2 separate regions of the Mus musculus genome follow, and region 2 is linked to region 1. Evidence: chromatin loops called from intact Hi-C (ENCODE). Cell type or tissue: heart. All regions are shown on one strand.

Region 1 (2,500 bases):
CCATTCGGGAAACATGCCTAGCTTGTGTGCTGTTCTCCATCAGAATGTTCCAGACACACGAGACTAAATAAAAAGAGTGAGGGATGCTAAGATCATACAGAGCTAATCTATCTTTGCTGCTCTTGTCCTAGCCTCGTGTCTATGGTGACGACCCTGATAAGGAACATCAGCTGTGAAACCCTACAGGCCCTTCGCACTAGGAGCTTCGAGAGTCGTTCCTCAGGAGGAAACAGGAAAGAGAAAATTCTGAGGCTGTACTGTGGAGAATCTCAACCCAGATGAAGGGTATGCCTGGGGCTGCGTAGATGGCCTTTAGATCAGAGCGGAAAGAGGGGCAGAGGGAGGGAGGGAGGAAGGGAGGGAGGCAAAAGAAAAGGGCTATGCACATCTATAACCCAGCACTGTGGGGTAGCACAAACTAGAAGGTAAGGGGCTTTCTGGCTGTCAGGCTAGCTCCAGGTCCTGGTTGGGGATAAGTTTACAAAAGATAGAGCCCAACATGCCCAAGGACTCCCTCCAGCCTCCACACCTGAGCAATGAGTTCACCAGCTCGTGCATGCAGAGAGTAGTAGGCCTGCCCGCCTCTTACAGATCAGGGTGACCTTCTCTGTCACACTCTTGTTGCCTCCTGGAGAGAGTGGGCAGCAGATTCTGTCTATCAGCAAGCTGCGCTCTGCGGGACTAACACATTTAAGGTGCTGTCTTTTAAACAGCCAGCCTTCAGGAATAGTGTGTATTTGTTAATAAATGGCGTGGTGCCATCCTCAAGAGAAGTTGCTCTGGTGGCAGTGAAGCCAAAACAGACAGACCCACAGACAGTCAAAGTCTACAACGGGCAGACTTGTAGATACACCATTCTTACATCTAATCGCTAGTCCAGAAAAAAAAAAAAAAAAAAAAAAAACCCTGTGTTACTCCAGTATCTCAAGCATTGCTCTGAATTAATGGAGAAAGCTCACTGCAGTAAACACTGTCTGCACAGGGGTGTCTAACGACTTCTTCCCCTTGCCAGGCAAGAGAGGAAGACAGACTGAGGGAATGCTCAGCAGGACAGGCCACTGATCCCTGGAGGGCAGCACACGGGAACAGAGCCAGTGCTGACTCAGAGACAGGTTTACTCTAGACAGTTTCTCGTCACCTTTGAGAGGGCCAAGGGAACCGGCCCGAAATCCTGAACAATGACAGTATGCCCTTCCTTTAAAGTCAGTCAGCTGGTCCCCTGGGGGAACTAACCTCAACTTCACAACTGCCTCAGAATGCCCACCGGAGAGCTGGCAAAAGGCATCACGGGGTTCCAGGTTCAAACAGAAAGAGGGCACGCTGCCTTCTCAAGCCAGGGTCACAAAACCACTTGGCTTGAGAAACCTGCCAGGCAGCAGGCCAGCGATGGCCTCTGTGTTTGTTGAAGTCTGCCTAGCAACCCCTGGCAATTTCTGAAAGCACGTTCAGTCATCCTGGAAAAATAAACACCTGCCAATGGAACGGCCGAGGTTCGAAGTGTGTGCCCTTCCCTCCTGGAGAAGAAAGCTTGCTGTTAGCCTCCCGTCTGTGGACAGAGGTGCAGTGGCTGCAGCCAAGAGCATGAGGGTGGGGGTGGCAGAGAGGAGAGTGAACTTTCGGTCCAAACACCACAGTGACACTCTTCAGAATACAAACCCTAATGATACTTGGAGAATTCTCACTGTGAGGAATTGACATTTATTCTACTTAATATAATCATCTCCAGATCCATCTGTTTCCTTACGGTGCATGCTTCCTTGCACTTAAATTTAAATACACATGCTTTTGACGTGAACATAGAAGGGGCATAACGAGAGGGAAGATGAAATCTAAAGTGAGAGGGAGGAAGTGAGAGAAAGGTAATGACCTCGATATATCACAAAGAAGCAGAAGGGAAGAACTAACAAAGAGAAGCGGGAGATGGGACAGCAAAAAAGCAGCAGGGGCTGGAGGAGGGCCTGCTATACTGACATACATTTGTCCATACATACACACATATATGAAGACATCACAACCAAACCCATCTCTTTGTACATCCACTTTAAAAATTAATCTTAAAAATCGAGAGAGAAAAAAAGAGTTGACATCTAAAAATAACTGTGTGGTCTGGAGAGATGGCTCAGCAGTTAAAAGTGGAGATGGATCTCACAGAAGCCCTCAAGTTTGGTCCCCAGCACCCAGGTCAGGTGGCTCACAATGATCTGTAACTCCAGTTCAAATGGATCTGGTGCCTTCTTCTGGCCTCTGCAGGCACCTGCATTTGTGTGCACACACCCACACATAGACACCCACATACACACACAGACACATACACACACAGACACACACACACACACACACACACACACACACAAGTACAGATGATTAAAAAATGAAATCAATGTTCACAAATAATTTTTGCCTCTGGGTTAAAGCGTATGTAGAACCTTATTAATGATTTGAACATATGCTAAATGTTACAGTGGTATAAGCTGGCAATCTACACAATTGCTCTTAACTT
Region 2 (2,500 bases), 65 kb after region 1:
GGTTAGTATCACACTCCCCACTGGTCACAGACACCTTTGGCAATGGATGACAGTTAACGCAGAGACTTGCAAGGCCAGAGTGCTAAGAATAAAATGATTGTTGACTGCTCAGCTCTTAACCAGGCCATCTATACCATCCCCTCCCAAGGAGTCAACAGATACATATATGCACCTGGTATCTAATAGATTATGCAAATCACAGAAACAATGTATACATATTCACCTGATAGCATAGGGTCTAGGGGAACATTTGCCAGCAGGCCCTGGAACTGGTAACTATTATTGCCAAGACAGCACAGAAGGGGACACAGGGAAGCTCAGCCACGGTGTGTTCAGCCCCCTCAAAGACCAGAATAAAAATCAGCACCTCATACTTCACTTGTGGTAATGTTATTCAGAGGTAGACAGCCCTCCGTTTGTGGAGGAGAACTAAACAGATGTGTTATTTGCACATTTATTTTTCCTCTGGCTTTATCTGAAAACTTGAAATTTGCACCAGAATCTTAACCTGGCCTGCCCTAACTGACAACTAACTCTTCTTTTTAAGTAGCATCTCCCGTTTCTTTCATAGACTGCCCAAAGCTCACACAGACCTCTCAGGAGTTTCCAAATGTTAACCAGTGTCACAGCCTGAAACAGAGACCAATGAGGTGGAGCAAAAGGTCCCAGGTACAGCGTTCTTGCCTTTGCATGTCTGGCACCTTTCCTGGGGCAGGCACTGTGCCCCAAAGGGAACACGGGATCCAGCTGTGATGAATCCAGCTGCCATGAACAGCTCACCCCTGCCACACAGGCCTGCCTGCCTTCCCAAATCCTCAAGTGACCAGCCACCCAGAACCGAGATGTCTAGCCAGTTTAACTGACAGCTCCCCTGAGGACAAGAAGAAATGAGCTCTCTTCCTTATCAAGGTTCCAAAACCCTGTGACCCTTACAGGGAGATAATTAGAGATGAAGCCCGTCTTATCTGCACTGTTGCTGGGCACAGACGTGTACGTACATACCTAATGACTGACACAGGCTGCCTTAAAAGCCACAGGTAAAGTACATGGGCCAATAAAATCCTAAATGCACACTGTGCCCCTCTCATCAACTGTCCTGTAGAGAATATTCTCAGTAGATCAGAAAGCAAACAGGAGAGACTTAGGAGTGTTGGGACTTTGTGTATAATAAAGGTTTCTCAGGGGACAGGGAGCACAGAGGCTGGAGAGATTGCTCAGTAGTTAAGAGAATGCACTGTTCTTCCAGAGCCTGAGTTCTCAGCACTCATAGTCAACCACCAGTAATTCCACTTCCTGGGCATACAACGCCCTCTTCTGGTGCCCACTGGCACTGCATTTAACAATAATAATTAAAGGTGATGAGATCATAAATTTGAAAGGGAGTCAGGGGAGATGAAAGAGAGCTGGAACGGAGAAAGACAGGGAGGAAATTATATAAACCCATTACTCATGTTTAAACGTCTCAAAGAAATATTTAAAGTTTAAAAAGCTCAAATCAGTAAGTGCTAAACTAACAGATTAGTTCTTTAAAAAAAAGTCTATCATTATTTCATAGGCTTTTTCTCAAATTGCTACTTTACTAAAATCATAGAAAGTGGTTTTGGCCTCCTTATTATAAAGCACTGACTGACTCTGAAAGAATATTGGCAAGCTGGTGCTCCCAGCGACAAAGGTACAGTAGCCTTCACGATGACAGACTGCCCATGGGGAAGGTGGGAAGCCCTACTGTTATGGTCTGCCTGGGACTCACTGACTTAGAAAGGAAGGCTCACTGTGGCCCCACTAAGTGTTCATCTATGCTATGGGGACCCTTAGTTTGGTGGATGACACACACGAACCACTAGAATTCTACACAGCCATGCTCAGCCACACTGGTCCAGACACGGCTGGGCCCTGTGGTCTCGCTAAAGAGGCCAGGACCATTTTCTCCGTTTATGGACTTGATTTCCAGCCATAGCAAATAAACAGTGGCTGAGAGGGGAGGTTTTGTAAAGACAGCTTTAATACTGTCCACAAAAGAAGGGAAAGAACTAAGATGGTTTCCCCTCCCCACGCCCTGATCACACACAGAGCAAAATAATACAAGGCTGCTTTTTTTTCTTTTAACTCAAAAATCAACAGTCACAGGTAATAAAACGTGAAAGAGAATTCTAAAAGCAATCAGACCCCAGCCTCAGGGTACTAAATTTGAAATCCATTTCTCGGGGCAAACACTAGGAAAATTCTCAGGACGTTTTTCAATAAGTTTCAACAGCCAGTTTGCGGCATTAAAAGTTTTTATCACTTATGAAATATGCAATCCCAAGAAAATTATTTGTTTGCCAATGCCAAAGATAGCAGAGGTGGCTTTAAAGTTGTTGGTATCTGAATATTAAATCCTGTGCATCCCACAAGATAGATACACACAACCTGTTGCGCAGGCTTTCAGAAACACAGGCGTAAGTACATGAAGATATTATATCTCAGTCTTAAACAGAACAGTGGGGAACCTGAGTTTGTT

Evidence for each region. A loop is a pair of places that touch in the nucleus more often than their neighbours do. Peaks named below come from ENCODE experiments on the same cell type or tissue, not always from the same donor. Only the 100,000 strongest peaks of a DNase experiment are listed, where the experiment ranks them.
Region 2: a loop joins it to region 1, with 2.2 times the contacts of the local background. A loop is called at or near these places in 5 of 42 quality-filtered maps.

Annotation. Positions count from the first base shown.
Region 1 is chr10:71,057,645-71,060,144 of GRCm38, forward strand. The region is part of intron 2 of Bicc1 (BicC family RNA binding protein 1); the gene reads right to left. Among named protein-coding and RNA genes, the nearest start is that of Bicc1, 100 kb to the right of the region's middle. In heart, no CTCF peak of the experiment used is centred here; a DNase peak (open chromatin) is centred at 1,397; H3K27ac peaks cover 1,928 bases.
Region 2 is chr10:71,122,869-71,125,368 of GRCm38, forward strand. All of the region lies in intron 1 of Bicc1 (BicC family RNA binding protein 1), which reads right to left. Among named protein-coding and RNA genes, the nearest start is that of Bicc1, 36 kb to the right of the region's middle. In heart, a CTCF peak has its summit at 1,309 (motif pointing left); a DNase peak (open chromatin) is centred at 723.